Linked DNA regions of Homo sapiens: region 1 is linked to region 2. Evidence: read pairs that join two places in POLR2A ChIA-PET (ENCODE). Cell type or tissue: PC-9. All regions are shown on one strand. Each heading gives the region's core, and the rest is flanking DNA. Links, peaks and the distances in the headings are about the cores only.

Region 1 (2,914 bases), core at 301-2,800, 480 kb before region 2:
CTACACCCACAAGACAGTCCTGTGCAGTGCAGCTTGTACCTTGTATCCTGGACCCCAGCCCATGGACAGCATGCCCTCCAAGTTCCATCCATGGCTCACACCTTGTCCATGACCTCCTAATCCAAGCTGGTGGACTGAGACAGCCTCCTATGGGGCCTCCTCGATCTGTGCTTGCTTCCATGATCCATTCTTCCAGCCACCAGAGCGAGCATTATAAAGTGCAAGAGAGATGATGCCACTCTGTCATCTACAATCTTCAATGACTTCCCATTGCTCTTGAAATAAAATCCAAGATCCTATGTGATCTGGTCCCTACCTTCACTGCACACCTCCCTCCCCTGCTCACTTGGCATCAAGCACATGCCCACCTCAGGGCCTTTGCACTTGCTGGGCCTAAAATGCTCTCCCTCCAGATCTTGTCATGGCTGGCTTCCTCATCCTCTGGGTCTTAGCTCACATTTCTCCTCCACCAGGGGACCCTCACTGACCGCCCTGACTAAGGGAGTCCCTGTGGAGTCACATTTGATTCCATCAGGCTGTACAAGTTCCTCCTTGGGGTTTATCGAATCTGCGATTATCTTGCTTATGGTTTTGACTGTGCCATCCCACTAGAAGGCCAGCTCCATGAGGGCAGGAGCCATGGAGAGTAGGAGGCTGTGGCTCCAGGACATAGCCCAGTGTCCAGCACATAGGATGTGCCTCCTAAATATTCATTGAGTGAATGAGTAAATGAAAGCTCACCCTGGCACGATGAATGAACTCAGCTCAAAACTCACCCGTCTCATGTCTTATTTCTTTCAAAGCCTGCCATATCTGAGAACTAATGAAGAATTTATTTGTGCTAATGAATATGTATTAGTTCTTTTAAGATGAGATATGCATATTTTAGTAGGAAATGCCGAGAGTCACAGTTCTTCAATCCAGGGACGCCACCCCAAGAATGAGAATGTGAAATGGTGATGAGGGTGGGGTAGATATTTAGAGCATGGAGTCCCAAAGAGGCATCAGATCACAGAATAGCAAAGGCTTCCTGGGTGCAGTGGGGGAGAGGAGGAGCACTGCCCTGGGGCAACACAGGGCCTGGCGCTGGGCAAATCACTTCCCCTCCTCCCTGGTCTCAGTGCTCCTGTCTGTACATGGGGATCATAATCCATAACTCACAGGGAGTGAGGTTCCAATGATAAGATGGTTAGTCTGGCGCTTTGCACATTTCAAAGGTTTTGCTTATCAAGTAGAAGGGATTATGGTAATAAGCAAAAAGACTCTACCTGTCACAGGTGGGATGCTTTTGGCTTCAAGCAGCAGAGAAATCCACAATAAGTATCCTATTGTTCTTACATCATAGGGACAATATCTTATGTCTCCATGAATCAAGAAATCCAGTGGACTTCCTAGCACTTCTGGTTTGGCTGGTACAGAGGTGGGGATCACCAGGGACCCTGATTCTTTTCAACTTCCCACTGTGCTCTCCACATTGGCCTGACCCTCAGGCTTGCACTCTGAAGCTCGTAGGATTGCGCCACAGCTCCAGGCGTCCCACCCTTGTGCAAGAGGTGAAAGCAAAAGAAAGAACGCGTCTCTTCCTAGTGCCTCTTTATAAGAGACTGGAACCCTTTCCCAGAAGCCCCCAGCAGATTGGATTGCCTGTAACTTTGGCCAAAATTGCATCCCAAGCGCATTGTTAGGCCTGGTGCTGGCAGAGGAAGTGGAATTATCATGGTTTGGCCAGTGCTTTTTCACCAGAGAGGTACAGCCTCTGAGGTTGTATGGAAATGTGGGGGTGGCTTGGCTCAATGACTGGTAATATTGCTGGCATTCAGCTGGGTGGGGCTGGGAATGCTGGATGCCTCCAAGGCGCAGGACAGTCCACATAAGACAGACCGTCCTGTTTCCCACACGAATTTCACTTCTCCTCTGGTCGCTCTTGTGTGAAGAGCCATTTAATCATCTTAGCCTAGAACCGACATCAATTTAATATCAAAACAAGATATTTTTGTAAGATTTTACCGTACACCGAATATAATATTTATATTCAAGTGTCTTTATTTTTCTGCCCTTCTGTTGTAGCGCAACTCCTGATCTTCTCTTCCATCCAAACTTCTTCTGTAGAAGTTGGCTAGGATCTAACTATTGGTTATATCTCTGTGTGTGCCTGTGTCTGTGTCTGTTCATTTGCCTATTGAAATATGATTTAATTTATTACAAGTTATTATTTCATTAAAAATTATTGTCCTTTTATTTCTTTTTATAGTCCACTTAGGGCATTGTAATGAGTTTTTAAGTAGGTGTATGATGTTATAGGTTAATTATTTATGACTTTCATTTCAGGGCAGTAAAGAGACATTAAGCACAATTCTTCTTTGGAAGAGGTCATGGGTCTGACAAAGTTGAGAACTCTGGCTTGGATCCATCAAGATTCATGTCCGGGGGCTGGGGCAGAGCCTGTGTTCTGAAACTCGTGGCTCCCAAGTGCTTGGACCACACAGGGGTTGAGTCAGGTTGGAAGGCGAGGAGGGACTCTCAGGTTGGCACCAGTGATGTTGACTGTATTACCCGTGCTAAGGCCTCAACCAATCATCTATGCTGTCACTGATTATAGAGGGTGCCTGGGAAGGAGCTGCTTCCCTGGAGAGGATGAGGGTACCAAGAGGGCCATTGAGGCAAGGCTGGATTTGCATTCAGCCCTGAGATCTGACAGCGGGAACCCACCACACTCATGGTCGGCTAGCTGTTGGTCACTAGAATGGTATCAGTTTATGAGCGGAAGAGGATTTTCACCAGGAAAGTAAGATCAGTTTATCTCTTTGAGTGCAACCCAGAGAAGGAAGGTGAAGTGTGACCAGTGCCCAGCTGATACAGGTAGCTCTGGAAAAGCCCTCTGGAGGCAAAATCCCCACATCCATTCACTCAGCCG
Region 2 (2,914 bases), core at 182-2,681:
CTCAATTTTTGCAAAGGTGGTTTCAGTAGCATGCTTGTAAAAAGCCTTGCCATCTTTGAAGTCAAAGCAGGTGACCAAGGAGACGTAAGTGAGTGTTGCCAAGTGAAGGGGCCAGAGTCAGCTGCATGTGCACCAGCAGCCACCTATGCTCATGAGGAACATGCCCATAACGAGGCTGAGTAGAACAAGAGCAGGCACCCATCTTCCTCTTGGCAACATGGAGCCTACATACCACCTCTGGATGCTGACTGCAGATTTCCCTTTTGTAAGACAAGTGAAACTCTCATTGTCTTAGCCATTGTTTAGATTTCTTTCACTGGCAGCCAAACAACCATGAATTGGAACAATGACAAAGTCAAGTGCAAAACATGGCCTTTATTTTACTCACTAGATAAACCTGTCACTGCACATTGTTAAAAAAACAAAATTCCTCTTTGTCATATCATACGATCTGCTGTCCAGTAAAGAGCAGCCTCACAATGACCAGAGACCCTCAGGGGGTGCTGCAGAAGACCTCTCAGGCCCTCAGAATGCCCCTGACAAGGCCACACAGTTCAAAACTCACCTTCACAAAGCATCCCTTTGGATTAGGGAGATGCTCCCTGGATGCTCTTTTGTTTTGAGAAGCGTAAATTTGCATTATGAGACATTCATGCTCTGAAGGACATAACCAAGGAGATGTGGCCAACGGTAACAGGGTGGGGGTGGTGGGCAGGCACTTTCAGATTGGGGAGGAAAATTAGCCAGCCATGATGGGGTGCACCTGTAGTCCCAGCTACTCAGGAGGCTGAGGCATTAGAATTGCTTAAACCTGGGAGGCGTAGGTTACAGTGAGCCAAGATTGCACCACTGCTCTCCAGCCTGGGTGACAGAGTGAGATTTTGTCTCAAAACTTAAAAAAAACAGATTGGGGAGGAGTTTAGTGGTGAGGTGGTGGGGTGATGTCCCTCAGTGAGGGAAGACACCGAGATCAGTCTGAATGTTGAAAATTAACTGGAGTAAGGTGGGGGTGCAGGAAGGGACTGCACTCTAGGCAGAGAGAATAGCAGGTGCAAAGGCCCTGAGGCTTGGATGTGTTTAACACACACAAGCTGTGCATGGTGGAGCTCTGTGGCTGGGGAGGAGGTCTGGAGGTGGGCAATGGCCACGCCATGGCTGTCTGTGGCTGGGAATTTTTTTTTCTTCTAAGTACTCTGGGAAGACCCAGCAGGATTTTAAGCAGAGTCTACGGACACTCCAGAAAGTTCTCACCCACCCCTGGGGAACTCTGCCTTTCCTGCCCCCTTTAACTGAAGTGCCTTTCTCCATTCCCTCTTTCACCTGGCTTACAGGGCTTGACGCTGTTACTTCCAAGAAGTGTTGCCCAACCCATTCTCCATGTCACAGGGCCAGCGCCTCTCAGGGCTCTCAGAGCCCCCAGAGCGCCCTTCCACTTGGACACCTGCCCCATGATTGTCAGAGGCACTTGAACCAGAGCAACTCCATCTTGAATAGGGGCTGGGTAAAATAAGGCTGAGACCTACTGGGCTGCATTCCTAGGAGTGTATGCATTCTTAGTTACAGGATAAGATAGAAGGTTGGCACAAGACATAGGTCACAGAGATTGCACTGATAAAACAGGATGTGGTAAAGAAGCCAGCCCAAACCTGCCAAATCCAAGATGGGGATGGAAGTGACCTCTGGTTGTCCTCATTGCTCATTATACGCTAATTATAATGCATTAGCATGCTAAAAGACACTCCTACCAGCACCATGACAGCTTACAAATGCCATGGCAATGTCCAGAAGTTACCCTATATAGTCTAAAAAGGGGAGGAACCCTCAGTTCCAGGAAATCTCCACCCCTTTCCCAGAAAACTCATGAATAACCCACCGCCTTGTTTAACAGATGATCAAGAAATAACTATGAGTATACTCAGCCCAGCAGCCCATGTCACAGCTCTGCCTATGGAGTAGCCCTTCTTTTATTTCTTTACTTTCTTAATAAACTTGCTTTTGCTTTATTCTATGGACTGGCCCCAAATTCTTTCTTGCATGAGGTCCACGGACCCTCTCCTGGGGCATTGGGACCCCTTTCTGGTAACATTATGTTTCAGTGAGTAACTTCTTGGCCTCCCTTCTCAGAATGTGGGGTCCTTAAGCACAGGACAGGCTGTGTTTGCCTCTAGAGCCCCAGCGTTTGGCTTGGTGGGCTCAGCCCTGGATGCTCCTTAGCACCACTTGGGGGCCCCTGATCCCACATCCAGGCTGCACCCCACACTCTCTGCAGTGGGGCCCAGGCATCAGCATTTTTAAAGCTTCCCAGGAGATGACAAGGCGCTGTCAGGTTGCCCACTAGATGTGCTCCAAGTAAAGGAATGGATGCTGGTCTTCAGAGCGTCTACAATGTCCACACTGCTGCAGTGGGCGTGAATCCAACCCAAAAGCCCAGGCCGGTTAGAAACACCGCTCCTCAGTTTTTCTGTAACTCAACTGAATTTTCATTTTAGGTCCCCATTTGCCTCTGTGGTGGACACTCAGTCTCAGTCGGTATCGAACTCCCCTTTGTGCCAGGACTCCAGCTGGAAGTGGAGGGCATGTGCCCATGGGGATTGCTTAGCGAGTGGTAAGGGGCTCAGCAGGAGGGAGAGTGCAAGCGCCTGGGACCAGGAATTGGAGAGGTAGGGGCTGTTGCTCGCTTGGGTCCAAAGGATCCCCGGAAGGGGTAGGTGATATAGGCTGGGAGAGGAGAGTCAAGTGGAGAACGTGGCCTGGGAGGCAGCTGGGGTCTCTAGTCAAGGGACATAGCCAGGCCATGTTTACCCCACAGGCACAGTCTGTGATGTCAACTCCCTGCCCTCCCGCAGCCGCCTGCAAAGCCCCCAGCAGCCACACCCAGAAGCCAGAGGCCACAAGGGCCATGCTGTGGTACATA

The links. ChIA-PET counts read pairs that join two places held together with the same protein. Peaks named below come from ENCODE experiments on the same cell type or tissue, not always from the same donor. Only the 100,000 strongest peaks of a DNase experiment are listed, where the experiment ranks them.
Region 1: POLR2A ChIA-PET joins it to region 2 with 6 read pairs; 1 of 35 experiments calls an interaction of 5 or more read pairs at or near these places.

Annotation. Positions count from the first base shown.
Region 1 is chr20:48,613,692-48,616,605 of GRCh38, reverse strand. No RefSeq gene overlaps it. Among named protein-coding and RNA genes, the nearest start is that of PREX1, 210 kb to the left of the region's middle. In PC-9, for the core only: no CTCF peak of the experiment used is centred there; a DNase peak (open chromatin) is centred at 1,845.
Region 2 is chr20:48,138,312-48,141,225 of GRCh38, reverse strand. No RefSeq gene overlaps it. Among named protein-coding and RNA genes, the nearest start is that of LINC01522, 150 kb to the right of the region's middle. In PC-9, for the core only: no CTCF peak of the experiment used is centred there; a DNase peak (open chromatin) is centred at 1,605; H3K27ac peaks cover 757 bases.